Linked DNA regions of Homo sapiens: region 1 is linked to region 2. A link is a loop called in an ENCODE intact Hi-C map of the cell type or tissue named here. Cell type or tissue: testis. All regions are shown on one strand. Each heading gives the region's core, and the rest is flanking DNA. Links, peaks and the distances in the headings are about the cores only.

Region 1 (16,085 bases), core at 6,019-11,018, 560 kb after region 2:
CAAGCAAAAATATTTTTCATTATAAAGTTAAAATGAAAACATTTTTAGCTGAAAGAAAGCTAAATAAAATTTTCTTCAGCAGACATGCACTACAAATATACCTAAGCAAGTTATTTGCACTGAAGGAAAATGATACAAAATGGATACTTAGGTATTCAGAAAGAGTAAATACCACCAAAAATTGTAAAATTATGAATAAGTATAAAAGACTGTATTTTATTTTCAATTTATTTAAAGGGCATGACTTTCTAAAAGGCAAAAATTAGAATATTGTCATGTGGGATTATACGGTATGCATCTTAATACATGTGACAAAGATAGCATAAAGTATATGGTGCTACATGGGCTTATGATCTTGTAAGATTTCCACATTTATTGTAGCATAATATAATATTAAGTCCAAATGGTCTCTGTAAAGCAAAGAATTAAACATCAAAAAGTAATCTAAACGAACGTGACTAAAGAGCAAATTGGTTAAAGTAGAATTCTAAAAATGCTCAAATAATTTAAGAGGGAAAATCAAAAAAGAGAGAATCAAGAAATAGAGGGAGAAGCAGAACACAATAAAATAGCAGTAGATCTATATCCAATCATGTCAGAAATGGCAATCATTGTTTTAGTCAAACACTTCAATTAGAAGACAGGAATTGTCATAACTATGTGCTGCCTATAAAAATACCCTTTAAAGATAAACACATATAAGTTAAAAGTAAATGGATGGCAAAATATGTAGCATGCAAACAGCTTAAGAAAGCTGAAATGGCCATATAAATTTCAGAGAAAACAGGCCTACAGGACAAAAAGTATTTTCAAATATAAAGAGGGACACTTCATAATTACAAAAAAATTAAATTTTAATTTTTTAAATTTTTTTGAGATGGAGTCTTGCTCTGTCACCCAGGCTGGAGTGCAGTGGCGCAGTCTCGGCTCACTCAACCTCCGCCTCCCGGGTTCAAGCAATTCTCCTTCCTCAGTCTCCCGAGTAGCTGGGATTACAGGTGCTCACCACCACATCTGGTTAATTTTTGTATTTTTAGTAGAGATGGGGTTTCATCATGTTGGCCAGGCTGGTCTCAAACTCCTGACCTCAGGTGGTCCACCCACTTCAGCCTCCCAAAGTGCTGGGATTACAGGCATGAGCCACTGCACTCTGCCTAAAAAAATCAATTTTTTAGGAATATATAATAACCATAAATATGTATGAACCTATGTATCAGGTTTTCTTTTTTTATTACCTTATGTCAGTTTGACAAGTGGCATTCTTCAAGGAATGTGTTAATTTTTTGTAGATTTTCAAAATAATTTGAATGAACCTATATATTAGGTTCATACATATTTATGCTCCAAAATTATGAAGCAAAAATTGACAGAATTCTATGGAGAAATAAATGATATCACAAGAGACTTTAATTTCCCTATCTTGGCAATGGATAGAACAAATAGAAAAAAATCAGATAAAATATTAGTAATCTGGATAATTCTATCAACTACTGTATCCTTGGTATTTATAGAACATTAAACAACAATTACAAAATATATCTATAAACTGAGCATGATATGTTTACCAACATAGACCATATGCTGAACCATAAAACGTGCCTTATCAATTTAGAATAACTGACATCACCCCATCTCACGTAATCTCTTAGCAAGATGGAATTATATTAGAAATATATATTAAGATATTCAGGAGAAACAATATTTTTAAGTTGAATGATAAATGATATGTATCTAACTTAAAAAATAAGTCATAGAAAGAAATCAGAAAGGAAATAAGAAAATATTTCCAACTGGATAATAGTGAAAATACATTTTATTATTTGTGGGATGCAGCTAGCTAGCTACAAGGAAATGTATAGCTTTATTTACCTTTAAGGTAATATTATAAAGAACTTCATGCCAATAATTTTAAAAATCTAGAAAAAATTAACACATTCCTTGAAGAATACCACTTGTCAAACTGACACAAGTTAAAAAAAAAGAAAACCTAAAATATCTCTGTATGTGTTAAAAAATTGAACTCATCAAAACCTTTATATAAATAAAATTCTAGACTGAGAAGTTTTCAAAAGTGAATTCTATCTAAGATTTCAGAGAGAACTTAATTTCATTTAAAACACATAGGCAGAGGGAATGCCTTCCAAATCATTTTATGAAATTAGCATAATACCGACACCAAAATCTGACAGACATTACAGATACCCACTAAAATATCTCTCCTAAACATAGATGCGTGTAGTTTAGCATGTAAATATTATATTTCATGACCAAGTAGAGTTTCTCAACACTGCAACAATGACATCAGTTTAAGCTACCATATCGAAAGCACAAAAAATAAAAACCATATGATTATGTCAATCAGTGCAGAAAAACCATATGACAAAATTCAACACTCAATTTTGATAAAAACTCTCAGCAGACGAGAAATACAAGGAGACCTCCTCCATCTGCAATAATAGCTATTAAAAAGCTACAGCCAGCATAATGATTAATGATGAAATAGTGAATGTTCCTCCTAAATTTGGGAACAAAGCAAAGATCCACACTCCCACTATCTCTATTTAGCATTGCAGTGGAAATCTAGCCAGTAATAAAACCCAAATAAATAAATAAATAAATAAATAACGTAAATATCAGAAAGGAAGGACGATATTTGTCTTTAGGTGCAGATGACTTTTGTATGTGTATAAAATCCTAAGGTATCTATAAACTACTTCAGAAACTAATAAATGAATTTACTATAGATAATGTACAAAAATCATTTATATATTTGTATACTAGCAACAAATGAATAATACAATTAATTACTATATAATAGCATCAAAATATTAAAATTCTTAAGATTACGTCTCGCTGAGAACACACAAAATTTCTAACCTGAGAACTGAAACAAACTTGTAGGAGAAATTCAAAAAGACCCAAATAAATGCAGAGAAAAACCATTAGAAGACTTGATATTGTTAAGATGTCACTTCTTTCCAAACTGATTTACAAGGTAAACACAATCACAATCATTTTTCAGCAGGTTTTTTTTTTTTTTTTTTTTTTTGGTAGAAGCAGACGTGGAAATTCTAAAACTTACATAGAAAGGCAGAGAACATCGATATTCAAAACAATACCTTGAAAAAGAACAAACATTAACATTTACACTGCCTGATTGTAATACTTTACGTTATAATAATCAAGGGAGTGAGATACAGACAGAAGTATTGACAAATTTATCAATGAAACAGAGAGACCAGAAAAAGACACACACTTACATAGTTATCTGATTTTTCAATAAAGTTGCCAGTGGAATCCAAAGACGAAAGGAAAGTATTTTTAGCAAGTGATGCTGAAATAATTGGATATCTGCGTGGGGAAAAAAATGAACATTAACCTATTACTTTCACTGCATGTAAAAGTAAGTAGAGATAGAACATTGACCTGAATGTAAAATCTAAAACTATAACGATTTTAGAAGTAAACAGAGAAGGATATCTTTATGACTTGAGGGTAGACAAACATTTCTCAGATCACAATTAGAAATAATCATAAAAGAAACATCAAAAAACTAGATTTTATCCAATGAAAAATAATCTTATCAAAAACACCATTAAGAAAATTAATAGGCAAGGCATAAACATGGAGAAAATAGTCACAGGATATATCTGACGATGTATTGGTGTCCAGGATATATAAAGAACACCTAAAACTCAGTCATAAACTTGCAAGTAACCCCATAAAATATGGGACAAAGATTTCACAGGCATTCACAAAATGACGTACAAATGGCTAAGAAACTCATTAAAAAGTTCTTACCATCATAGTCATCAAATACATTCAAATTAAAACCACAGGGAAATTTTACTACATAGTCAACAGAATGGCTAAAAGTACAAAGACTGACAATATTGATTGTTTTTGAGGGTGTAGACTGACTGAAATTCTCATGATACTACATAGTCAACAGAATGGCTAAAAGTACAAAGATTGACAATATTGATTGTTTTTGAGGGTGTAGACTGACTGAAATTCTCATTTTTTTGGTGGGAATATAACATGGTGTAACTTGTTTATATAGTGATCTGGTAATTTCTCATATAACTAAACATATACCTACTCTATCTACTCATCACTTGCTATCCTATGTTGTTGCCCAAAAGAAATGAATATGTAGGTTCACCAAAAGACTTGCACAAGATTGTTCATAGTTTATTCATAATGGCCCTGATTTGGAAGTGTGCACCAACAGGAGAATGAATAAACTCTGGTGTATTCATACAATGATATACACTTCATCTGTAACAATACAATGAACTACTAACATACGGTCAAATAGGTGAGTCTCAAAACTATTAGGCTTAGTGAAAGAAACTTTACACACAAGAGTCCATCCTGCGGGTATGGTACCATTTACATAAAGTTCTAGAACAGGCAAAAGGAATCTCTAATGGGAAAAATCAAGAAAGAAGTTGCTTCTGGGATATGGGGTAAGGATTTTTGGGAAGTGGAATTATATAACTTTCTGGGGTGATGGTAATGTTCTACAACCTGACAAGAGTTTGAGTTACTTTAGTGTATGCGTTTGTCAAAATTCTACTATAAAGACACATGCACATGTATGTTTATCGCGGCACTGCTCACAATAGCAAAGACTTGAAACCAACCCAAATGTCCATCAGTCATAGACTGGATAAAAAAAATGTGGCACATATACACCATGGAATACTATCCAGCCATAAAAAAGGATGAGTTCATATCCTTTGCAGGCACATGGATGAAGCTGGAAACCATCATTCTCAGCAAACTAACACAAGAACAGAAAACCAAACACTGCATGTTCTCACTCCTAAGTGGGAACTGAATAATGAGAACACCTGGACACAGGGAGAGGAACATCACACACCGGGGCTTGTCAGGGGGTGGGGGGCAAGGGGAGGGATAGCATTAGAAGAAATATCTAATGTAGATGATGGGTTGATGGGTGTATCAAACCACCATGGCACATGTATACCTATGTAACAAACCTGCACGTTCTGCACATGTACCCCAAAACTTAAAGTATAATAATAATAATAATAAAAGAATTCCTTATTATTTGGTCAGAAACTTAACTTTCCTCAGTCTATCTAAAATTAATTATTTGCCTAATGAATAAATACAAAATTTTTAGGGGTCATCCTCAATTCACTTAGAAGAACAAAGTATTTTTAAGCATTCATGACTTGTAATTTTAATTACTTGGTAAATGTTCTTAGCCAAGATCGAATACTCTGCTCTGTGTTGTTGATGTCAAATTTTATTTTTTTCTGAAATGATTCTGACTTTAAATAAATTTAGACTGATTTTCTTTTAAAAAAAACCACAACATATATATACTTAACATTTGTGAATTTCATGGAATATTTAATCTCAAAATGAAAATTAACTCCAATGATATACATGCTGAATTATAGGGGAAAGTGAAGCATTATTTTCTTTTTTGAGGCATTACATTAAAATGCCTCAAACAAAAATGGCTCAAGGGATGGATAGAGATGGATAAATGGACAGATACGTGTTAAGACATGTGTAGTAAAACGTTAATGGTATATGGGTATTCATTACAAAAAATTCAACTTTGATATATATTTGGAATTCCTCATAAGAGGATGATGGGAAAAAATGAAATACAAATAAAATTAGAAATGAGATACCTAAAATAGAAAATTAAAAGTTAAATCAGCTGATACAAATGTTGAAGAACAAGACTTCAGCATGTTAGCCAAATGGTATTGCTAATAGTAAATCTATATGTAGACACTATTCAATCCATCAAACTTCTCAGGACTTCTCAGTAGCGTCTTCTTATGACAGAGTTTAGTATTGGGCTGAAAAGAGGAAGTGGGTGCTAATTTACATATTTTCTATTTTTTAATCTAAATTCATATACTTCTCATCCTCTGGAGAGGATGCTGTGAGGCGGCAGAAAAGGGCCAAGAGATTGTTCAAACTAACTTTCATCAAAGAAAATAGCAGGAGTGATGAATACGTTTCCACAGAAATACTGAAGGCTTCAGGTTATTATAGGAGAGTTTTGTTTTAAGGAAACCAAAGCCATCACTGCCATTTTTTCTCTGTTGTAGAGACTAATGGGTTCTATCTGGGCTCACCCACAATATATCCACTCTGAATAATGTCCATTTTCTCTACTATGTGTACACTTCTTCAGTTTGTGTGCTTCGTTCATACAGCTGAATATATGTACACACACACCGTTGGGCACACAATCTTAAGGAACCTATAATAATGGCCATCATAAGGTTTTGTGGATCTCAGGTTTAAAAACTATGCTTTGAATAAAGAGCTTCACGCTGCATTCCTGAGAGGCTTATGTCCATTTGAAATTAACCACTGATTTTGAATAGAGATTAGGAAATATTGATTCATAATTCATAGACAATTAGGCAAAATGGGATTTCAATTCAGATATTCAGTGAATGTTGTATAGATTTGAAAGTCGTAAGAGTAAATTCCTGGCTGGGCACAGTGGCTCACGCCTGTAATCTCAGCACTTTGGGAGGCCGAGGCAGGTGGATCATGAAGTCAGGAGATCAAGACCATGCTGGCTAACACAGTGAAACCCCGTCTCTACTAAAAATACAAAAAATTAGCCAGGCATGGTGGCAGGCACTGGTAGTCCCAGCTACTCAGGAGGCTGAGGCAGGAGAATGGCGTGAACCCAGGAGGCAGAGCTTGCAGTGAGCCGAGATCGCGCCACTGCACTACAGCCTGGGTGACAGAGCGAGACTCTGTCTCAACAACAACAACAAAAAAAGAGTAAATTTCTGATAAGGAGTAATTTTACCAAAACTGAGCCCAAGGAAGCTTATCATTAGGTGGTAGAAGGTGTAAAAGGATTCAAGAGCAAGAAGAACCAAAGAGGAGAATGTCAAACTGGAAAAGACAGGAGAGATTTAGAATTGAAAGTCAAGAGAGATCACCTAAAAAGGGTAAAACAACATTGCTGGATCAGGTGATCAGAGGGTCCTTGGTTTCTTCCAGTTTGTGCTGCTGGCATGGAAAATACCAAAGGACAGAGAGTACAAAAGATGACTGGTAGACAGGAAATGAAGAGCCAGATGTTGATTTCCTGGAGATTTTGCTCAAGAAGTAAATTAAGCTAATTCCCCAAATGCCCAAATCTATCTCCCAACAGTCCTTTATGAATGGTGAAGGAACACAACTTGTGAAGGAACACAACTTTTACAAGGAATATAACCTCCTGGCACCATGAAGAAACTTTCTATTTAATAATGTTGCAGAAAAGGCACCTTATTATGTGCTGCCTACCCAAAGCAATCTTTTTGTGAATGGAAGTTTCAGGGGTTCCATGTGATCCTTTTGTGAATGGAAATTTCAGGGGTTCCATGTGACTTATTAGATGGCATATCCTCCCGGAATGTGGGAGATGCGTCCCCTACTGTTTCAGCAAGTTGTGTTCAAAGGCAAAGCAGCCCACACCTAATCTCTATTTGCCATAGCTGCCAAAACATTTTACAATAAATAAAGGAGGCATTCATCTGAATAAGTGGACCCCTTCTTGGAAAATGACATCCCAGCACAGCCTGCCAAAAGAGCTGCAGAGACACTAAGTCACACCAAGGAAGGAAGAATGAAGAACAGAAGGGGCATCCTTCCTGTGTGAAGGCAGGAGATTGCAGCAGTCAAGGGGTTAACCTGAATTTGTGAGGTGGTTTTTAATCAGTACAATCATGCCTAAGCAAAGAAAGTGTAGACTTTCTGCCCAACACATACATATGTATGCTTTAGGGGAAGTGGAGGATGGCTATGTTAATAAAAAGCAAAAATGTTGTATCCAAAGATGAATTCTGAAGCACAAGATATTTGAAAATGGAATTCAGCAAACCTTTATTGAAAGGTTATTATGCACAATCCTTGTGGGCCATGAGGGAGACTTGGTCTCTACCTTCTAGTCATCATTTAATCATGATGTTGGAGTCCCAGCATGGGTCTCACCCTCTTCAGTTAAGGACTGGTTTAGTTCATTGTGTAGGTAATACCTGACACAGGAAATAGATGCCGAGACCAAGTTAGGAAGGCAAAAGTTTTGTGGAGGAGACACACCAAAGAAAGAAAAGGAACAGCAACAGGGAAGCCACCGGGCTGTGATGCAGGCTGACAAAGTCTCTGTCAGCCCAAGGGGCTGCTCTGCAGGAAAGCTGGCCTGTTAGAGCTGAGTTGTTTTGGGCTGCAATGAGGCCCTTGCTCATTTTCTGGAGGCAGCTCTGAGCATGAGTCGGGTGGATCCTGAAGGAGCAAAAAACTTGGGGTTGTCAGCCAACCAGTCTTATGAGCACAGCAGTCCTGAGGGGATCTGAAAGGCACTCCTCTGTGTGTCTGCATAACGCCAGGACACAAAGAAGTGTCATCTGTCTCAGCTCCCACAGAGCCTGATGAGAGAGAGACGAGGCTGCAGTAGGGCTGTTTACCTCAGAGACAAAAGGAGACTAGGGCTGGTCTCCGGGAATCATAAATAAACATGAACTAGAAGGCTCTGGAAGACTCTCAGATAAAACACTGGTTCACCAGCACTGAGAAGGTGGGCGTGCCTAAGGATGATCTGAGGGTGCCCCAGGAGTTTGAGGAGGAAGGGACAGACTAACTCTTCACCCTGAGTGTCCCTTGGCTTTGTAGATTCAGGGAAAGGAATTCTAGGAACTAGAGACTTAGGGTTCAAAATGTGTAGGTGTCAGTCTTGTCCACTTGTGTGAGCAATGTGGTTGGTGCATCTTCTCTGGAGAGGGTATAACTCTGATGATACCCCTGGGATATGCAGAGTTCAGATAACTCTTGAGGGGTCAAGGACGCCAGCCCACAGATGCCTAAAAGAGTTTCCCTTCTCCTCAAGTAAGATTTCCAAGGATCCTTACTGCTAGGAAAACTTACGGGCTGCCTAGATTAAATCAGTTGTGTTAGCTCAAAGAAGAAACTTTCCTTGTAAAACGCATTATCTAGGTGTATAGAACCCCTAACAATTATTTGCCTTTTCATGTTTCTTAGGTTGAAACAAATTCTTATGTAGTTTCATAGTTATTAGCAAAGTGACATCTTGATCTTTAACATTCAGCCATATTTAAGAAGACTGTAATAGTTACTTTGATATGTAATATTTAGAGATAAGACTGATGGAAAACCAGGAAAAAGGAGTATTTTGGGTTGAAATAGCTAAAATATGATAGTTATATTGTATTACCATTTTTCTTCCACTATCGTTAGTCTAATTCTTTTTCTTTATATATATTTTCAAAATCATTAAGGAAGAGAAATGGGCATTAGCTGTTGTGCTGTTATTTTGATTTCAGAAAATGATTCTTGAAACATCACCTAGGTTCCCATGGCCAGGAGACCCTCTAAAAGGTAAATATTTTTCTACATCACACCTATCAAGACAGTCTCATATCCTGATGTGATGAAACCCTGTTCTCAGAAACAACTTTTACTTTAGGTTACAGCAAAGTCTCCTCCTTCCTCCTACTTCTGTATCTTCCCTCCTCTTCTAGCATTTTCATCCTTCTCATCCTCTTTCTTGTGACTTTTCTTCTCTGCTTCTTCTCTGTTTCCTTCATTGCCATTGAGTGCCTTCAATATACATCACATAAGATGTCTAACCGTGAAGAACTTGGAATGTCATAATAGTATCCCCATTTCAGAGATGAAGAAACTGAGGCTCAAAAATTCAAAGAGATATGCCTATATCTCTTTCTATCACACATCATCACCCTGTTTTATTTTCCTTTCTTATTTATCTCCATTTATAAAGTGAGCTATTTAGTATTGAGTACATTTTTTAATCTTATTCTGGCAACTTGTTTAAATGTTTTCCTGACAAATTTTTTTAACTTGGTAATGGACATTAGTGATGTGACTGGTGAGTAATTTTTTAAAAATCGAAATTAAAGACAATTAAAAAACTAGTACAATACATATTGCTACATGAAAAAAGTCTGAAAAGACAATATATTGTAAGATTCCAATGTTATAATATTTATAAAATGAACAACTATAGAGGCAGTAAAACCTCTCAGTGAACCCCAGGGATTGCGGCAGGAACATGCATAGGTAAAAGACAGGGGATCTGGGGGCACAGTTAAACTACAATATTTGTTTGTGAATTGTAACAAATGTACCACACCAATTCAAGATGTTAATAGGGGAAAGTGAGGTTGGGGGAAGGGAGTACACTGGAGCTATGTACTTTCTGCTCAATTTTTCTATAAACCTAAAACTGCTCTAAAAAATAAAGTCTATTTTTTAAAGCTTTCTTAAAAAAAAAAAAGCTGGTTCAGGGAAAAGATTGGCCAACGTCCAGATGTCAAAATAGACCCCAATTTTAGAATACATTTTAAAGTTGTTAGATAGGTTGCCTGTTAAATGTCTGAATCCCAGTGAATAGATGTCGAGTGGCTTTCAATCATGAACAAAGAACAAAAAGGAACGATTCTAATATAAATTTCCATTTTTCTCATTCACTGCAGACAGCGTTTTCATGCCTTTAAGTTGTGGACAGATGGCTCAGTGACAGGCGATGGGTATTCATACGTGCAGGACTGCATCTCATTACACTCTAACAAGAAGATCGTAATGGAAACAATCAAAACCAAGCCTGGCTAATCACATGCAACAGACACTGATTTTTTTTTTTTTTTTAACTAAGGGCAAGGACATTTTCATGCAGTCTGAGAAATCTGATGATGGATGTTATTTTCATTATCTTTTATTTCTTTTGTTTTTTGAAAAGCTAAGTAAACCAATATAATTTAAAAACTAATTTCCAATTACATTACAGTTATTTTTATTATTGTTTTCCCACCATATTATTTTGGAGCAACCATCTCTTTTTCTTGATTACTATTTTATTATCTTTCTAGAAGTCCTTTAAAATGTCTTTTGTAAACCACTTTCTTCCCTTTAAGATGTGTGCAATCAATAAAGAAGAATCTTTCAGCACAACCTCCCAGTATCCTCATCAACAAAGTAAATTTGAATATGTAGCAAATACACAAGTCTCTACTTTAGTTTATAATGTAAAGTACATGATACCAGCCAGACTTTACCTATAAGTACATTAAAGAAAACCAGCAATCTCATATATTTTGTAGAACTCATTTAATTAAAAATATACATCCTGCCGGGCACGGTGGCTTATGCCACCCAGCACTTTGGAAAGCAGAGGCAGGCAGATTGCTTGAAGTCAGGAATTCCAGACCAGCCTGGCCAACATGGTAAAACCCCGTCTCTACTAAAAATACAAAAATTAGTGGGGCCTGGTAGCATGTCCCTGTAGTCCCAGCTACTCTGGAGGCTGATACAAAAGAATTGCTTGAACCCAGGGGATGGAAGTTGCAGTGAGCCAAGATTGTGCCACTGCACTACAGCCTAGTCAACAGCATGGTGAGACCCTGTCTCAAATACACACACACACACACACACAAAACAAACAAAAAATGCATTCATGCAAGACCCTTTGGTGAAAAAAGTTAGGTTTTTTTTTTTTTTTTTTCAAAATCATTAAAAACTTTAGAAATCCATGACTATTTTAAAGTGATCATTCTGTGGCCTGCAACCATCCTGGGACAGGTGAGCTATTAAGAAACGCTTTCATCCATAACAGGGAGCAAGTTTGGTAGCACTCTAAGTGTCATGAACACATGTGAAAGAAATTGAGTCAATAAGCCATGAGGGAGGTAAAAGGATGATAAATATTTCTCTTTGTAACTGAGGGCTCCAGCAAGACAGCAGGGGCTGATGGAGTAGTGAGGCTGAGTAGACACTGAGATCAAAGAGCATTCTGGAGCATCTGTTATGCACAATGTGTTAAGATGGGATAAGAATGGGACGAGGGTGAGGTGATCAAGAAGATAGACTCATCTGCAAAGTCCCTTGAGATAAACCCATAGAAATGCCAGATAAAGTAATCAGAGCATTATTTTCAACACATAGTTGAGGTACCAACAAAGAAGTGAAATCTTATAGCAGAAATAAACCACAGGGCAAATAACATGAACTGAGATACAGCTTTCCTGGAGGGGTGTCAGGGAAGGGCAATGATCAAACCAGGGGATTGGGCTCCCAGCTTTTTGTGGAACTAGGGAAAGAAACTTTCAGCCTGGGAGAAGCAGGTAATGATTAAAGAGAGCTAACACATTTGGCAAAGAACAACATTGTCTACCCTTTGCTGGCTGCAGGGGAAAAAATGCTTCTCTGGGAATTCTAAACCCCAGCCCTGTCCACTACAGTGATTTGAAGTGGGGAGGTATAAATATTCTGTGATTTAGAAACACAGAACACCAGAAATGTATATAAAACAGGATTTATAGGGCTGTGGAGATACTGTTGTGTATTTTGCCAAAGACAAATCAAAACTCCTTGAAACCATGCTGTCAGGATTTCCAGATAGAACTCTTTTTAAGTTAGGTTTACAATTCAAATTTATAAAACATGCAAGAGAACAAGGTTCAGTAAGCAAGAGACAGTGCACATGAAGTAGGACGGGTAGATTCCGAAGAATTTCCTATAAAATAATTAGCCATAAAAGTAGTAAAACAAATTTAAAATGATTAAAGTATAAAAGCAGGTGTGGAAACTATAAGAAAATGGCACTATAGCAAAATAGAAAGATCAATTAAAAATAATAAAAGATGTCTTAGAAATTTAAATCACAATTGTTAAAATTAAAGTCTCAATGAATGGGTAAAATTGTAGATTAGATACAGCAGAAGAAAGAATTGGTAAGAAGGAAGATAATCTAGACAGTAGTTCCCAATCTTGGCTGTATTTTAGAATCTCCTGGGAATTTTTATAAACCCCTGCGTCCAGCTTACACCCCAGACCAATTAGATCAAAATCTTAAGTAGGGAGAATCTAGGCATCAGTATTTTTTAACATTCTGTGGATTATTTTAATATGTGTGGTTGTTCTAACAACAGCTGCCTCAAGAACAGCACACAGGAAACTGAGTAATGAAAATACCATGAGAAAAATCCTCAAAATAACCACAAACACACAAACACTACGTCTTTTTTTTTTTTTTTTTTTTTCCTTCCAGACAGAGTTTCGCTCTTGTTGCCCAGGCTGCAGTACAATGGCGCCGTCTCGGCTCACTGCAACTTCCACCTCCCGGGTTCAAGTGATTCTCCTGCCTCGGTGTCTTTTTAGTTCTGTATTTATTGAGTGCATTTTCTGTGCCAGGCACTCTGCCAGGTACAGGAGACAAAAAGACAAATGAAATGCAAAAACGAAGAATTTTAAGATGCGTCACAAAATCCAAACCTACTAATGTGCTAATTCTAACAGGAAATTAGATGGCAGCTGAAATTTAGCTCTAATATGGAGAAAAAGCCTTGTAATAGATGTACATTCAGCAATATTACCTCATTGGGGTATGCATGTGCAACTATTGTTTATTTTTTTCCCAATAACTGAAATCTCACGGGGCCTCAGTCCTCTATAATCTTTGCTCCTTCTGCTGTGGGGTTCCTAGCAGCACCTCAACCATGGCCACTCACCCAAGTCTTCATAAGTGTCTTCTGCATCTCCCCTTTTCTGGGGGACACTTACTGCATTTTCCCATTGGGAGAGGAGAGAATAATCTCCCCATGAGGGAATTCCAGTGGAGGGACTTCTCCCCACTGAATTCACCATTTTGTTCTATTCCCCTGCTAATGTGTGGTGGTGGAGGGAAAATGTGGGGTAGTGGCTGGTGTTAAGGTCTGAACTGGAGCCTCTCAGGAAATCTCTGGGAAGGTGGATGAAGCCCAGTTATGACGATCGCATGATCTGAGAATGCGTCATTCTCTGCTTTAGGCCATGCCTCATCTGGAATCACTGAAAAGACATCACCTCACACCTGCATGGCAATGAGGAAAATGATACGTCAACAACCCAATCTTAAAAAAAAATTAAAAATAATAAATTAATAAACCTTTTCTGCTTGCCCGATCCTTTTTCCACAATTAATAATTCATAGTGCCAATTCAAAAAATTAACATTGTACTTGTTATTTTTTTCATTAATCTTGTAACATTCTTGAAATATTGAAAAATGCCAACATTTCAGCATTATTATTTGGAATGAATTTCACTATAAAATGTATAATGCTGGTATTATTTATAAACAATCTGACAGTGTTATCAATATTCTCTAAGTCACTAGTTCACTATAGTTTATATCGATTAAATAATTCAAGTTGAAGACCATATGACCAGACAAAGCACATCTCATTACAGCTAGAGCCCCGATTCCTACCATTTTCTGCATTATACTACCACATAGTGGTTCCTTTTATTGTGGTACACCGACTAGGCTAATACCTCATTTGCCGTTATCAGTATTGTTATTAAAAAAAAAATCAGTGGGACAACAGCCCAGACATTAACACGTGTCCACCATTATACAACACTGTTTATCTATATTAACAAAAGACTCATACAGTTATTTCAAAAATCATAATAAAAGAGAAAAACCCCAGTGATTTTATTAACCTTTCTGGATGAGCTCTGTTTAATAAAGCCCAACAATATTATATTTTAAGATATTTGATAAAAAATATAAAATCAGGGAGGTAGAGAGTTCATTAGAAATAATTTCTTTAAATCTGTCATTTTTACGTTTGAGAAAACTGAGGCCCAGAAAGGGAAACATAAGCATTTGTTGAAGGCCTCTAAGCTTGTTGGTAAATTCACGTGAAAACCCCAGGAACTGTGACTCACACCTAGGCTTTTTCTGTAATGTGTCTCTATACATTAAGAAAACAGCCTCACTGATTTATTGGCAAGAGTGTCAGTAAGTCATGGAAATAATTGGCAAAATGAGATAAGCTCAAACATTATTTTATGGGATAAAATTAAAGGTCACCTGAAACAACGTGACATGTATACCTTGAGGTATGCTTGCCTGAAAAGCAAAAGTCTCCAGGGGCATAAACTCAGGTTAGTGCCTCAGCTCAACGTGAAGCTCATTACCATCCTATAACTTAATAAAGACATGTTTATTTTACTAAGACTAAAGAGATATCACAGTTACCATATTTTTCAGTTATATGAAAGAAAGATATTTTATAAACCTTAGGAAAAATAGAGCTAGGTCAAATTATCTTTATTCTTAACATTTAACCCCATATTGAAACAAAGGAAAGCCGCTGTCAGGACAGTTTTTACTTTTTTTCCCCTCAAATCTTTTTGTACGTTTTTATATTACAACTTCTCAATAGAAAAACCTGTTGGTTACATTTTCATGCAGTTTGAAAATGTTTTGTGTAGTGTTAAATCATGTGAAATTGACAATTCCAAGTCATATTAAATATGTGATGTGAGTAGATACTGTACTAGAATAATTGAGAAAATATTACTATAGTTATTACTTTTCTTTAATCTGTTTAGAAAATCCTAAATTGAAAAAAAAGAAAATACATTTTTAAATGATCAGAAATGCAGTTGTGTGGGACTGCTTTTATTTAAAGATTTCAAATGTATGCTTTTAGAAAGATCAAGATTATCTTCTCCTTGTGTATAATAACTAAGTTAGAAGAGAACAGAAGGAGTGTTCTACATAAAGTGTGGCCCTGGTCATAAAACTAGGTGATAAAAATAAGAAACTCTTCATGATAGATAAATTACCTAAAGGTAAAAGGAGAAGACGGTATCAAGCATCCCTTAGGAACTGGTAAGAAATGTAAATGATCAGACCCCATTGTAGACCTCTTGAATCAGAATTCTCATAATGGGGCCCAGAAATCTATTTAAACACCCAGGTGATTGACTTGCATGCTTAAGTTTTAGCAGCAGTGATCCAGGACCAAGACAGACCTTCCTCCTGCTTTGTCTTCAGATAACTTATTCCTAAAGAGCAAAACCTCATTGTTAACACTGACTGTGACAGTCATCCACTTATTGTCTCTCAATTCCAAATTCACTCTCCATTCCTTATTCTGCAGTAACTGAGATGGGCCCTGTGGATAGTTCTCCTTTGTCAGCTGGTACAATATTGTCAGTAGGCGGTGCTGCTGTACGTTTGCTCTAGGGGGAAAGGGTTTATTTTCCTGG
Region 2 (16,085 bases), core at 7,390-12,389:
AATAAATTTTGCTGTCATCTGCTTAAGTTAGAATTGTAAGTGGGCCAGGTATGGTGGCTCATGCCTGTAATCCTAGCGTTCTGGGAGGCCAAGGCAAGTGAATTACTTTAGCCCAGGGAGCCTGGGAAACACAGCAATACTCTATCTCCATAAATTTTTTTTTTAATTAGCTGGGTGTGGTGGCACAAACCTGTAGTCCCAGCTATTCAGGAGGCTGAGGTGGAAGGATTGCTTTGAGTCTGGGAGGTTGAGGTTGCAGTGAGCCGAGATCGCGCCACTGCACTCCAGCCTGGGCGATAGCGTGAGATCCCATCTCAAAAAAGAAAAAAGAATCGTAAGTGAGCTTGAATATCCTTTGTCATTTTTATTTGAGAATCTAAAGCAAATAATTGAAACCCACAAATATTCCAAATGGAAATAGTGTAACCACAAGAAGCATGGGCCGCTTTGTGAGAATTGGATCATTCCAATAATAAAAAGAGAAAGAAACATAATGGGGATGAAAACGAATGTTTCCCACACACCTACCATGTGTCAGGCATGCTGCACATATTAATTCATTCACTCCTCCCCAAAATCCTAAGTATTAAGTAATATTATCACCCATTTTATAGAAGAGAAATCTGAGGTTCAGCAAGGCAAATGACTTGTGAAAAGCTGATACCTAGGTAGACAGTTCGAAGGCTGGGATTCAACCTGAGTCTTCTGCTTGTCCTAGCTCCTTTCCAACATTTACTGAGATTGATAAATATTTTATACATATATTCAAATTATATACATTTTATCCTACTTTAAAAACCATAATTGTATCATTTTCAGCTGCAACACAACTTTATAATTATCCTTTTAAATGCTGCATAATATTTTAATATTTCTTTGATATGCTGGACCATACTTTCATTCACCATTACTCTGACTTGGACATTGAGGTTGCTTATGCTAGGGCTCAGAACCATGAACTAGATCAAATCTGGCTTAACACAATTTCTAGGGATGCTGTAATTATTTTTCTGAACCAAATGTGTGAATAACGCATCTGTGCCTTGTCAAGCTTTTTTGATTTCTGTCATTTGCCTTCAAATGGTATTTATTGACAAGATTAGACCTGTTTCGGTAATTGCAGGAGACTAAGTACATGAAATTAGGCACACATTTACATGCCTAATATTTCTACTCATTGCACCAAAACACCTTCTGCTCATTTTAAGGGTGGTTTCTTGCTCAGAACAAACCTGTTTACATCGTAAGGCAGCATTTTCAGATTCACCAGGAAGGATGAGGTTCCAATGTCACAGAACAGAGCTGGGAGACATTGGCATGCAGGTCTCATCTCTAGCCAGCAGATGTCTCTATTTCATTCACCCTTCATTGCAGGCTCCTCCTGAATGGGAAGACTTGGGAGCAAAATCTATGAGTGGGAGGTTGTCCCATCCTTTTGTCACCTCCCACAAGCCTGCAATTGCCCCTCCTCCACCCCCTCCCCTAGCTTCCTGATTCGTGGCATAAAGGTAATTGAAACAGGAGTGCCATTTGAGTTTAAATACATTCTTTACTTTACCAAATCTGTTTGCAAAGTGGGAACGGTAACTGAAAGCAATCTTTACAGAGCCAAAGCTTTTTCTCTTTAAATAGCACCATACTCCGTACTAAAAGCTGTATTACTGAGTCATAACAATTAATTACGTTTGGAGGTGAGAAGACAGGATTTAACGCTCTAATGCGATTTGAATTTAGGCCGTTAACTCATTCCACTGCTATTTAAAACAAAATCACTTTTCCACGGAAGCATCTGCAAGCAAGGATGGTTTCAGAGCTTAAGTCTGAAGACATCCCTGGCAACTGAATATTCCTGTTTTAGCTTCCTGGGGGGGTTGGGGGGTGGGGTTTATATGCATGTCTGGATTTTCTAGATTTTTGTAATGAATTGCATTTCTTTCTACTTTGGGATTTGATAAAAGAGAACTGGGGGCTGGGAAGGTCATAAGGAATTTTGTAGGTGTGGAGGTGTGCAGGAGGAGTTACCGGAAAAGCAAACAGAGACCATATCACCAAGCATGTGAGGCACATGTCTGTGCGGGCTGACAGGCAAACACCTCATGAAAAGAGATTTATTAATAAGTTCAGAACAAGTAGCAGGAACTGGAGAAGGAGCTGAGAAGGTTCAGGTGGTTATCAGGCAGGAGTGGGAGGGTCCTGTGGATATCCAGGGAGACAGAGACAAGCTCTTCAGAGGCAGCTCTGTGGCTTTGCCAGAGGCTCCTAGAGGCACTGAGGGTCCTGGGCTTGCCAAGGCTGGTGGCACCAACATAGCAACCGCAGGGTCCAGAAGGATCTGCCTGGAATCCTGGATCTGAATCGCCATTGTAACTCCCCACAGTGTGACTCTGTGAACCCTGTGCTCCCCAAGCCTTGGGAGATAGGGGCTTCTGTCCCACGGAGAGTTGCTGCGAGGGTCCGATGAGCTGAGGGTTAGATTCTGGAGTGGTTCCATATCTGGAAATCATTGTAGTCATGCAGAACAAGGAAAATGGACAGATCCTCCTTCCAGACATGGAGTGTGGATTTTGACATTGCATGAGTAGCTCACGGCCCAAGCTGTGCAGCTGTCTCAGTATGAAATGCCTCTCTTTCACACCCCTCTGCTCTCAGGACCCTGCCTTGTAGGAGCCTAGGGCTCCCCACAAACATTGTGTTCTCTCTGCTCCTCTCTTTGGTCATTCTATGTCCTGAGTTCTTCCCACCATGTTCTCCTCTCCCACTCTTCATCAGCTCGAGAATCAGCTTAGTATCCCTGACTTGCCAAGTGCCTTTAACCCCCAGCCCTAGACGGATGCTCTTTCCACTGGGTTTCCATGGTCAGTTAGAGGCGCAGGGCCACATCTCCTGCCCTGAAGTCATCTGACTGTGCACTCTCTAAGCCACTCACTGGCTGTGTGACCTGGACAAGTGACCTAAACCTTATAAGCCTCATTTGTTTGATCCACATGGTGAAAATATTAATAGTTATTTTGCCGAGTTGTCAAGAGAATGGGAAGGGCTGGCCTGTTTAGGACAGGAAGTCATCTCATGGTGGCCGGCACTAGCCGGGGAGCCTCCAGGCCTGCGAGCCCAGAGCGGCTTTCCCTTGGGTTCTGAGAGCCTCCTGCTGCACCTGGCAGATCTCAGGATGAGTTAGTGATTCGGGAGTCTGCATGGCCCTCCTCACCCCTGTATAGGTTAGGAGTCGAGTCCTCTCCCCATCATGAAGCATGGCCTCTTCGTGGCCAATCCCTCTCATCTCTCAGGTCTTACTCCAGGCATTCCCCAGGGCCCTTGTCTAAGAAGCTCTCCTCTCCCCTTCTTCCCACATCTGCCCTGTTTTATCACCACCCGATATAGCACCGGCTTGTTGATGTGTTTGCTCAGTCACGACTCTCTCTCCAAAGCAGAAGGTAAGCTCCAGAGAGAAGGAACATTCTCTTGTCTTCTATTCTGCGTCGCTGCATCCTCAGAACCCAGCATAGGGGCTGGAGCCTAATAGATGCTCAGTTAACTGGAGTGGGAAGAATGAATGGAAGTGTCTCCCTAGCACAGCGCCAGGCACAGCACAGGCACTTCAGAGATGCCTGTTATATGGAAACCCGGGACCCCCGGGGCTACGGTTTCCTTATTTTAGGAATTTCCCCCACCCCCGCCACCCCCGACATCCCCGCTGCCCCCACCACCCCCGGCTCCAGGCCCTTCCCCCCTCAGCCAGTCTGTCCCTTTTCCCAGACCCCAACCCAATGGGGGCTTCCTGCAGGGAAGGGCCGGCTGTTCTAGCCTCCCCATTCACCCCTCACTAGGATTTAGAGTCGGCCGCGCTGCACTCCCGCCCCGCGCGGCCCCTGGGCGCCCGCCCCGGGCATGCTCAGAGCGCGCAGGTCCGGGCGGCGGCGGCGGGGGAGGAGGGAGCGGCCGCCCCCGCCGCCGCCGCGCGCTCGCCGGGCCCGGGCGGAGCTGCGCAGTCCTCTCGCAGCTGCGCCAGGACAGCCGGCGCGCGGCCGTGCCCACAAGTTGCCGGCAGCTGAGCGCCGCGCCTCCTCCTGCTCGCAGCCCCCTACGCCCACCCGGCGGCGGTGGCCAGCGCCAGGACGCACATCCCGCGGACACCGACCCCAGATGTAAAGCGGGACCCCAGCCCCTCGCCCCCCGGCGCGATCGACAGTCTCGCCAGCGTCTCCTCTGCCAAAACCCAGGGCTGGAAGATGTGGCAGCCGGCCACGGAGCGCCTGCAGGTAAGGGGCACCCGGGAGCCGGGGGCCAGCCTGGAGGAGGAGGTGCCCGGGCAGAGGAACCTAGTTTTTGCTTCTGCCTACTTTAGGGGATTTGCCCAAAACCATCTTGTAAGACGCATCGATGGCAACATGATGCTGTCGGTTTACCCAGCGCCAGGAACCCGGCAGGGGTATGGGGATGATGAAATTGATAAACGCACGGGTTCAGGCGTTACAACTTTTGGCTTGGAGGTGCTTGTGTGCGTGTTGGTTGGTACATATAAGGTTGGACTTTCTGACTGGCAATTTAGATTGCATTCCACTGACACAATGCAGTGGTCTGGGGTTAGGATTTTTGAAGCCAGATTTTTTTTTTTTTTTTTTTTTTTTTGTGGTCACCAGGAAAGACAGAACAAGTGATATGTGAAAGCATCCATTTGCCAATATAATGTGGAAATATCAAGCTTGGTTTGGCTTGGTCATGGTATGCTACTTATTTTATTTTTCCCTATTCATTGGTTCTCTCCCTTTATCTTCCTTAAACCCAAGCTCCTTCAGATATTTAAGAATCAAAAGTAGGTTCAGCCAGGAATATTTATGTCCTGGGTTATCCCATCAAAAGTTTTTTACTGCTGTCTCCTGAAATGCCAGACTGCCTTGAATTGGATTCTGGAAGCTGGGGATTTGCGGGAGGCGATTGAAGAGAAAGAGGGACCTTTCCCAGAAGAACTCCTTCAGTGACACGTTGGGCCTTGGGATTGCCCTGGTTGCAAGGTTTGAGGACTGCCTTTTGCTGGCAAATATTGTCAAGAGTCACGGCAGCTACTCTGCCAGATAAAATCCACTGAATCCTGCAGTTAAACTTTTGGCAAGCTAGGAGCCACATTGTTTCGTAGTAAACTTTGAAGACGTGTTTAACTGGTAAAATACAGCACCATTGGAGGCTGAGTGCATCTGAAGACTTAGGACAATGAGGCCAGGCCCTGGCTAGGTTGGAGGCTTCTCAATGAACATTTACAGCCCCAAGCACAGTTTCTCAGATGCAGGGAGAGGCTAACCTTTGTCTAGGAGTCCTCATACAGAGGAACAACCCGCAGAGGGCATTGCATTTAGCAGAAACAGATGCCCCACAGCTCCTTTCCAAAGCTCCCTGGGCCATGATTTGCGGGGAGTGTGTTCAATTTATCAGAGCCTGAGACACCAGACCAGTTCCCCAGGGTCTCAAGTAGAATAAACAAGAAAACCTGCATTTAGCCTTGCAGATGAGGAGGTGGATGACCAACCTCCTAACCCCCTCCTTGTCTTACTAAGAGAATATCAGCACTGGGCTCTGAATGACTGATAGAAGGTGATGTAAATATATTTTGGCAGTGGCACCAGATACCAGTGGCGCATTTGAAGTTCTCCTTCGGTTAAAGGCGTAACTTCTATTCCAAAGGAGCAGAATGATTGAGGGGAGCTGGCAGGTTTCCTGTTCAAGTGCAGAGGGTAGCTTTTGGAAGTCCTTAGAGAGATGTGACCAAAATTCCTTGAGGTGGCTTTTATGGCCTGATGATCTGTACCTCTGAAGAGTTTGTAGATTTTTGACTATTCAAGTTCTTCCTACCGGCCTGTTTCACTTAGGGAATCCTGTGCGCTCTGGAGCATGTGACCCTTGGCAGGTGGGCGCTCTCGCTTGCCTTCCCATAGAGATTGCTCCTCACTAGAAATGTCTCCCCCTTATTTTGTGAAATGTGCACGTGTGCATTTTGGCGTGAGCCTGGTTTATTGCAGTTGGTGTTTGCAATGCGTTTATTTTATTTCAAGGTGTCATGTTGAAAGAACCTGTTTTTAGGCTTTTGAAAGCTCATATAAACAGGGCTTATCACCAATAAGACCGAGTCACTGTTGGAAGGTCCTTACCAACAGGGGGCTCAACTTCATGCTGCCCAAATTTCGATGAGTCTCTTTTGAAAGTACATACATCTCAAGCCTTGAGATTAGAGAAGTGAGACAAATGCGGAAAAATTTTTTTATATCCGTGGCTTCTTCCCAAAGAGTATTGCTTGACTCTCCTTGAAAACACATAATTTATATGTTTTTACTTTTGCCTCTGAGAGAGCTGTTGAGGATGAGATGGTGAGTGAGCTGCTTATCATATTTTATTTACATTCCTTGTGGTTATCTTTGTCACAATCTCTGTTTGCTGTCTGGGGTTTTTTCCTTTTCTTTTCCTTTCACCGTGATATAGAAACATGCCTGTCCGATTCCTCAGTGAGAAGCCACTTTGCCACTCCCAGGCTCTGTGGCCACAGAGATAGCAGTGGATATCATGCTGGATAGGAAACTTGAGAATGAGTTCTGCTCTTTAATGATGTCTGAGCTCCATGTGCCTTTCACAAATCTTTATAAACCTTCTCATTCGACCTCATTAATTTTTTTCTCATTTATCTTTAATACAAACATTCTAATTTAGATGAGCCAGAGTGAAGAAAATTCGTCAAGGAAACATTCCCAGAACTTCCTAATAGGACTAAGGAGTCAATTTATTTTATCAATACCTAGAATCAAAAGAGGGGATGGAAGAAAATAACCAGACCCTTTCTTGATGATATAGTTCATATTCGATGAAGCTGGTTTGAGAAGTCTGTGTCCCAGGGGAGTGTGATAGATCTTTGCGTAGAACAGTCACCCTCTAAATAATGGACTTTTGAGTGTAGCAACTGGCTCCGTTGCTCAGGAAATGGCATCTTTGATCAGGTTTGATTATCATTATTGTTACCCACACTTCTGTGTCCCCACAAAATGATGCTGATATTTTCTGATTTGAGGTTTAGCTGTTTGACCCAAATCCAGCACAGGCAAAGGGACCTATTGCCCTGAGCAGAGCTGCGCTGGGTAATTTCTCATTCAGTCACACAAACCGAGGCAAGTTCATCTGCTCCCTTGAATGTTAAAACTTCTATTGCATCCCACTCGAGCCCTCGCTGGGAGCTTCTGCCATTAAAAATATAATAGGATCAAAAGGGATGTGAAGATTTAATTTACCACCCCAACTTTTTACAGTGAATAAATATGAATTCTTCTCTTTTCACCTTCCCGTCTGCACAGCAGACTTTTTTTTTTTCTTGGAGGTATTGAGGAGTGTTATACATTTTTAAAGAAGCAGATTTGAAACAGACTCCTTTCAGAAAAGTAAAGGAGACTTTTCTGAACAAATAAAAACCCTACTGGTTTTTATGAAATAGAGATGAGATTACCTCTGGCCTTGAAATTTTAAAATTTGTATGAGTTTCTGGATTGACTTGATGATTGTACTGGGTGGATCCCTCAGAAGTAACAAACCCATCCATGCAAGACTGTGTCCCATCCATAGGAACAAGTATTTTCTCAGAGCAAATGTCTTCACTGAGCTACCAGATGCATTTTCTGGAGGCCTTGATAGGAGGAGAAAGATGAATCAAGACTGACTTAGAAACGAAGGAGGTCAACACATCCTTAAAGGTCTTTGGTGTAGTTATTACTAGGATAGAGTGGAATGTGATAGGCGTATGAGTTCTAGCAGATTCTAATTGTGAAGTTTACATGTAACCATCTTCTCATGAGGCATTCTATAAAGGTTCCAATATAATCATCTAGCTGTCTTCACTGAGATTACCATTTCTCCATGGCAGATTCAGAAAAAACAGCTTTTTATTCACAAAGCTGGATTTGAGTTTTGCAGCCTGGGCAATTTTTTCTGTTCCATCCATTACTTCCTTTTTCATCCTCGTTGTGGCCAATGTCTGTGTACTAGCACTTCCACAAGAGGGAGAAACACAGTGAAGAGTAGGGAGGACCCCAGATCCTGAAAAAGCTTTCTTTTGGTTTCTTCTGAAACTTTTGGTTGATGAAGTGGTTGAAGTTTCCAGCTAAATACTATTTGGGGATTTTAGGAGCCAAAGTCCTCCTCTGAGGATTATCTCACCCTTTCTCTGCCTTGTCCTATCTGGTAGATGTTGTCTTGACTTGGAGTGTGGATCGTTCTAGATTTTTCTTCTCTATGATGATGCCACTTTCACTTTTCCCCTGAGAAGTGAGACTGGAGAACCCTCTAAAACGTCAACTGGAGACCATTAGCCCTGGCCCATCAGGCAGGGTGAAAACCGGCAAATCTGATACTTTTCCAGGCTGACCAAATTGACAAAAGGAGCAAGGATTAAGAATGGGAAGATACTAGTAACCTGCTTTTGTGGTGCAGGCACTGTGTGTGGCACTGTGCCGAGGAGCTTTATTTTAACTATCTGGCTCATTTGCATCCTGTAACCACTTTTATCCGCATTTTAGAGAGAAACTGAAGGCCAGAGAGTCGAAGTGATTTGGCCAGCGTTGAGCAGCTAGAAATGAACTGAGCTGGAGTTTGAACCAGACAGTTTGGTTCCAATCCTTACTTCTTAAGCACTTCACCATAGTGCAGAAGGATAAGACAGGCACAGTGCAATGTACATGTTGGTGCTGTTGTTATTAATAAATACAGTTAGAGCAATGACTGTTTTGTGGGCTCAGAGAGGCTGCTGTCCTATTTCTTGCTGAAGCAGTGGGTTGACCAAAGGCTACTCTGTTTTTGGTGGCTCAAATCTTTGGTGGCACATAAGCTGCTGTCTCCTATTGAAGTTAAAATTCACAAGTGCCATTGAAGAGCTTTTCAGCTGAAGCACATAGCATTTATCCAAACTAGAGACCTTGAAAGCCGGTGATTAGGGTGGATTGTGTACACATTCATTCCAAGTTTAGACAAAAAAAAAATGGGGAGAAGGAGGGAGGAGGTTGGAGATTTTCAGAGCGGTTGCTTAGAAAAAAGCAACAGCTATTATTACAGAGGCACAGGTTTCTCACTAAACCCATTCTAGATTTTGTTGTTGTTTTCATCAATTGTAGTTGAGTAAGCACAAAACATCGGGCCCTATTGTTCATAAAGAAAACTAGGAGTTGTCATTAATCCGGGGCCTTAGTCTCCCTCAGGAATAAAATGCTATCTTACATCATTGAGTCTTTCTCCAAGTTTGTCAGCAAATCTCTTTCAAGCGATTTGCAAAATCCTAGCCTGGGAACAAACTCTGTGCCCCTTGCTTAACCATGGCCTAATGGCTGTTTCGTGTTGACTGTACTGAGTTATCTTGGAGTGTTAGGCAACTTTTGCATTTTGTTTGATGTTCCAGATTAGGTCCCTCCCATACCAATACCCCTCCACACTGACCCCATTCTACCATGAAAATTAGCCTTGGAGGAGACTCTGGGAGAATCAGCCTTACAGCTTCAAGGGTACTGGAGATCAGGCTGCCTTCTACAAGGTATTTTATTCTGTGAATAGCAGCAGTTCAGGGACTTGTTAGTGGTCAGGAAATAAAACTAGTCCAGAACACTCAATGACTGCAGTGTGCTTCTTTCAGCCCTGTGGACACAAATTTAAACAGAGGCTTTATATAAGTAGAGCAAGAAGAAATAGTTGAGTCGTTTGTCCAAAGACCTCCTTAAAGTCTAGTGGAATTAGTCTACTGTCATTTTGTGTTCACTTAAAAAAAAAGTTGTGATCCCTATTTAGCTGCTAATCAGTGATAAAGCATCAGTGTATTCACCAGGTCCAACCCTTGAGGCCAAAGACTGCAAAAGGAAGGTGTCAGGGAAAAGACACAGACTTGTTTTGTGACTGGCATATTTCAATGCTTCCAGCATCTTGACATGCTCTTCCACTTAATGCTGATGCCACGTGGATCAATAATCTGGCTGAGGTCTTCTTTCCCATGCCTGATGGCCCAGGATTCCTCTGCCCTCTTATGTTTCAACCGAGTTCTTACTTTGATAAGGGAGGCTCCAGTAATGGCCTTCTTAGCCAGGTTGTTTCCTGAATAAGAAATCATTTGGGTAAAAAAAAAATAACGAAAAAAAAGCATATCTGTCTCTTTATAAATAATTTTGACACAATCGCTTACTAGCAATGTTTCAGTTTTGTAACTTCTCTGAGCTTTGCTTTCCCTATCTGTAAAATAGAGAGATGTGCTTTGCAGAGATTTTGGTATGTAGCGTATAGTAGGTGCTCAATAAACAGAAGCACTTCTTAATGTTGTTATGGTTGGTCACTGTAGGAATGGAGTGTTGAGTTTAGATCTAAGCTCCTGTCTTCTCTTCTGTCCATCTTTCTTGTCCATCTACTACGTCCCAAGTACTATGCTGGGTGTGGGTGAAGGGTGAGAAGAAGGGCATAGTTGTAAACTTAGAGGACTCACGGTCCTATTCCTTATTGTTCAAAGTTGGACTTAATATATATTTCCTAGTATGATTGTAACTTTCAGTGTTTCTGTTCATATGAAGAAGATCCCTAGCTAGCTCAGCTTTATAAGCCAGAACCAGTATGTTAATGACCTGCTCACTGTCCACTTGTCTCTGTCTCCTCACTTGGGGAAGCTCCTTTTATTCTCAATGTATAGGAAAGTGCGACGCACAGAATGCAATTGTCTTTACAGTTGGGGGTGAAGATGATGGAGGTTCATATATGATAGTGGGTGTTAGGGTATGGGTGAGCTGGGCTGGGACTTGGGGGCCACATACCTTGTGGCCCTTGATCACTTGGGTCCCTGTTTTAGAGAGGCCTGGGTGTGACTATCCTGAAAATGGTCTGAGTTGACATACCTCTTATATCTCCTTTAGTTTCTGCCAGGCGGTGGTCTCCAGGTCAGGATGAAGTGTTAGTTCTCTCATGTTATAAATGTAGTAAGGGAAGTCGTGCTGAAGTTGACTATTGGGAAATTTCATGTATACTACTGAGTTGAGAGTCCACTCCTCCAAAAGAAATTTTAGATAAGTGAAGCCGTTCTAGAAGCCATCAAATGCATGTTTGCTCCCAACTATCCACAGCTAGAAGGTTATATAGCGTGGCAAGTATTCTCAAACAGGGCACAGAGAAGGGGTGCTGTGGTCAGGGTCCCAGAAGCAACATTTCCTTCCACTCCAGCAGTGCTGCTAGCAGACTCTCATTTAATTGGGTTTTATTGGTGATTTTTACTTTTCCAGCCATACTCATTTCCAAGTATGGAGAAAATCAAGAAATGTCAGCTACCATTCATTGCAGGCTTATTTAGTAGTAGTGTCAGTAATAATAACAATAGCAGCCACCTTTTTCTTAGTATTTACTGTGTTCCCAGCACTGACCTGTCCTCCCAACAGCCTTTGGCAGTAGAGCTGGGGTTCATAGCCAGCAGACTGGTTGTAGGGTCTGCACTCCTAAGCACTGTGCCTCTTGTGTCATGGAGCAGACATTTTGTTTTATATGAAAAGCATATTTAATCCTTGAGAAAATTCTAAGGGACAGAGATTTTGTTGTCTCATTTTTCTGGATGATGTAACAATTCTCCAGAGACTACAGATAACTTTTGCTTGAGTTCATTAACTACACATCTTCCATCTCACCTTTTTCTCTGCAGATGAAGCCCCAGCTTGTTCAGGCAGCAGATGGTCATACCTTGGCCTGAGGGTGGGTGTTCTAGCCCAGCCATGATAATAATCTCATACTGGTCCAAGGATTGTCAGAGACCAGTTTTTAACCATTGGGATATGAGAGGATATCTACTAAAGATACTTTACCTTCATGAATAACAAATAAAGCTTCTTGGGGAAATAGCCTTTTCCTCCTTTTCTGTCTTCTTGCTGTCCTGAGCATAGATGTGATGTCTAGCATTGCAGCAGCCATATTGTGATTCTGCAGCAATACATGACAAGCCTTAAAACCAGTCCACTAAGAAGGCTAGCATGATAAGATGGAAGGACTTGGATCAGTAAGCAGCACCTGAACCTACCTCCTAACAAAAGTTATATGAGAAAAATGTGACCCCCTTTCATTTGTTTATGCCCATATGTGAATTGGGACTTCTGTTACATGTATCTTTGACATTCCTAACCAACACAGCTACTAAGGGACCAAAATTCAGATTCAAACCCAAGCCTCCATATGTTATTCATTGTTGAAGGTTGAATTGTGTTCCCCTAAAAGATGTGTTGAAGTCTTAACCCCTGGTACCTGTGAATGTAGCTTTATTTGGAAATAAGGTTTGTGCAGATGTAAGCAAGTTAAGATGAGGTCATATTGAATTAGGGTGAACCCTAGAGCCAATGACTAATGTCCTTATAAGGAGAGATTTGCAGACACAGAAGCGGCACAGAGAAGGCCATTGTGAAGATCAAGGCAGAAACCGGAGTTATGGCATCATAAGCCAAGGAATGCCAAGGATTGCTGGCAACCACCTGATGTTAGAAGAGTCGAGGACATGTTCTTCTCCAGAGCTTTTGGATGGTGTGTGGCCCTGCCAACCTTTACATTTTGGACTTCCAGCCTCCGAAATGGTGAGAGATTAAATTTCTGTTGTTTTAAGCTACCCAGTTTATGGTTATTTGTTACAACAGCCCTAGGTAGCTACTACACCAGTGAAACCATATAGCCTCTTGACTATGTTTGGTCACTCTACTTCTGTGATGTAGGTATCCCCAACTTTCACATACTGCGACACAATGCATGTGTCTATAAGGAATCCTTTTTTTAATACCGAGTGTGAGTTTATCTACTGTGGATTAAAAAAAAAATGAAAACAGCAAACAACTAAGCTATTGCTTCTTTCTCCTTTATTTCCTTCTGGTGGACAACATCCTAGGAAAAGGCAGCAAACCTTGAGTGTAACATGTGCTGTGTTGCTCAGGGAAGGTCCTCTGGAAAATATGGTACATGAGCTTCAGGCCTGAAGATGGTTCGCTTTGGAGATGAAACTTATGGGCTGGAATGTGAAACACAGTTACTTTGAGGTGGACCTCAGTGAAACTTTTCCAGACAGGCTGAGACCAAGGGAAGACTAGTATTAAGGATTTTATCCTCAAAACAAACTAGGTTGTCAGAGTCCCTGTAGGCTCTCTGGGTAGCAGCCTCTGTGATTTGCCTCTTCCTGACTAGGAAAACCTGTAAGCTGACAAAGAAGTATATTTAAATTGACCTCCAGGTGAGCCTCATGGTATGTCAGGTTGATTATTTGTACCTGGTTTGGTGTTTTGTTTTGTTTTTTACTTGATAACTGTATAAATTATTTTAGTGAAGAGCCTGTTCTTATTCTGGAACTCACTTTGAAGACAAAAAAAAAAAAAGTCAGCCATGTCATAATACTTATTTTCTTGGGCAAGCTTGTCTTTTTTTGATACAGCCAGGAAGGCACAAATGTTTCCAGTCCCTCTGAGACGAAGGCAGGGAGCCTGTCCAACTGCAGAACTGCTCTGTCAGTGTCTCTTTCTGAGAGTGAAGAGTCATTCTGGTCTTAAAATGCTGTTTTGCTTTTCATTCTCTTCTCTAGAAGGAATATCCCCTGTGTCCATGGGAGCAGGAGGGGAATGGACAGTTACCAGGGGAAAGGAGCTGCATAATTGTTAGATCCATCCTAATCCTTTCATGACAAACCTTTCCTCAGAGTTGCTTTATAGTTGTGGGTCTGAGAATAAATTCACAGATTCACCCACTGCATGCTTTGATGGTTTCACGTCAGGAATGGGCCTACTTTTCCTCAGGTGAGAGCGGAATCCTGCTGTACAAGCCACCTGTAATGTGGGCAGTGGCAACTGCTGTTTCCTTTCCAAGTCTTCTGAGGTTGTTTCCTAGTAAGTGAGCTGGAGGCTATGGGGCCTGGTCCTGGTGGTAGCTATTTTGCTTTTGGACATAAAATCTTGGTAGCTTAATGTATTTGTTCCTAGGGCTGCAATAGCAAAGTACCACAAACCGGGTGGTACTGGTACTGTGGGTTGTCCCGCAGTTCTGGAGACTGGAAGTCTGAAATCAGATGCTGGCAGGGTTAATTTGTCCTGAGGGCTGTGAGGGAGACACAGCTCCTGGCTTTCTCCTAGCTGCTGGTAGTTTACTGGCAACCTTTGGCATTCCTTAGCTTGTGGCATCATCACTCCAGTATTCATGTGATATTCTTCCTGTGTGTGTGTCTCTATGTCAAGATTTCCCCTGTTTATAAGAAAACCAGTCATATTGGGTTAGTGGTTGAGCCCACCTTACTGACCAAATAAAGTCACATGTCGAGGTACTACGGGTTAGGATTTCAACATGTACATTTTAGAGGGACACAATTTAATCTATAATAGTGTGGAATTTTCTTTTGGGTATCTACCAGTCACCAAGATATTTATCCCTACTTGACCAGCCACCAAAAAAAAAAAAAAAAAAAAAATGGCAATCAGAATTTTCTCTACATCTGCTCCATGTCATGTCTACTACTTTCTTGATTGTAAAAAATTACAAAATAATGTCTGCTTAGGGTAGCAAATCAGTCAGTTTAGAAGTATGTAAAGAAGTTAGTAATTTTGTGCCTTTTCCAATTCCCAATTCTACCCATGAAGGAAACCCATGGTTTCCTTCTATCTAGTGGTTATTTTTCCACATACTTTCCCCAGGCTTTTGCAAGTGTATACATATGTGTAAACACATGTTTAATTTTTCTCATGAATTTCAATTATATATATGTATATATATACACACACACACATGCACATATATATACATATATACATATATATATATATATGCAACTTTTTAAAAAATTCTACTTTACTGTGTTTTGTGGGTATCTTTTCTGGTCAATATATGTAGACCCAACTCATTCCTTTTAGCACCTGTGTAGAATTTTGTGGTGAAGCTGGACTATAATTTATTTACTCATTCCCCCATTCCCTCTTGAGGGAGTATTTAGGTTGTGTTCATGTTCTGTTTTTTTTCCCTATAAATAATACTGCTATAAATTTTTGTGTCTATCCTGACCTACTGGTGCCTGTATTTCTTTAGGCTGAACTGCCAAAATTGATATGGCTGAGTCAGAGTATACATGTTTTAAATTTCAGCAGCTGTCAATGAGGGCTTTTATTGAGAGTTATGCTTTTTGATCAGAAATATATATTATTTTGACAAAGGTGCAGAGAAGATAGTTCACTAGTGTCTTAGTCTGCTTGGGGGCTGCTGTAACAAATTCCTTAGACTGAGTAGCTTAGAAACTACAGACATTAGTTTCTCATGGTTCTTAAAGCTGTAAGTCCAAGATAAAGATGCCAGCAGATTCAGTGTCTGGGGAAGGCCTGTTTCTGATTCATAGAAATGGTGCCTTCACGCTGTGTCCTCACATAAGGTAAGGGCTGGATGAGCTCTCTTAGGCCTATTTTGTAAGGGCACTAATCCCATTCATGAAGGCTACACTCCTATGACCTCCCCAAAGGTTTCATCTCCTCATACCATTACCTTGGGCATTAGGATTCTAACATATGAGTCTAGACCATAGCGACTGAAGAAAGGATAATAGTGTTTTCAACAAATGATGCTGGAACAATTGGATATTCATATACAAAATGACAGTGAAAACATCAACAAACCCAGATACTTCAATCCATTCATCATGCCATTTACAAAAATTAACTCAAAATGGGTCATAAATCTAAATATAAAACCTAAAGTTATAAAACTTCTGGACAAAAACAGCAGAAAATCTTTGTGCCTTTGTGTGTATCTGTGTAAACATTACTGCAATCAAGATGATGAACATATTCATTACATCCCAGAGTTTCTCTGGGTTGGGCAGAGATTCCTTAGAACAATGACAAAAATGCAATCAACAAAGAAAAAATTGGACTTTATCAAAATTAAAAACTTCTGCCCTTTAAAAGATATGGATAAAAGAATGAAAAGGTAAGATTCAGGCTGGGAGAAAATACTTGCATCTCATGTATATATTAAAGGATTTAGATCTAGGATAAATAAACTGTCAAAACTGAATAATAAGAAAGAGAATCCAATTTTTAAAAACCAGGAAAAGATTT

What was found. Hi-C counts contacts between places; a loop is a spot of excess contacts. Peaks named below come from ENCODE experiments on the same cell type or tissue, not always from the same donor. Only the 100,000 strongest peaks of a DNase experiment are listed, where the experiment ranks them.
Region 1: a loop joins it to region 2, with 3 times the contacts of the local background. A loop is called at or near these places in 45 of 110 quality-filtered maps.

What each region holds. Positions count from the first base shown.
Region 1 is chr2:228,697,818-228,713,902 of GRCh38, reverse strand. No RefSeq gene overlaps it. Among named protein-coding and RNA genes, the nearest start is that of LINC01807, 94 kb to the right of the region's middle. In testis, for the core only: no CTCF peak of the experiment used is centred there; no DNase peak of the experiment used is centred there.
Region 2 is chr2:229,259,185-229,275,269 of GRCh38, reverse strand. It overlaps PID1 (phosphotyrosine interaction domain containing 1), which reads left to right and starts at 3,983. Exons shown (of 3, transcript NM_001100818.2): 1 at 3,983-4,256. The coding sequence starts at 4,227. In testis, for the core only: no CTCF peak of the experiment used is centred there; no DNase peak of the experiment used is centred there; H3K27ac peaks cover 2,566 bases.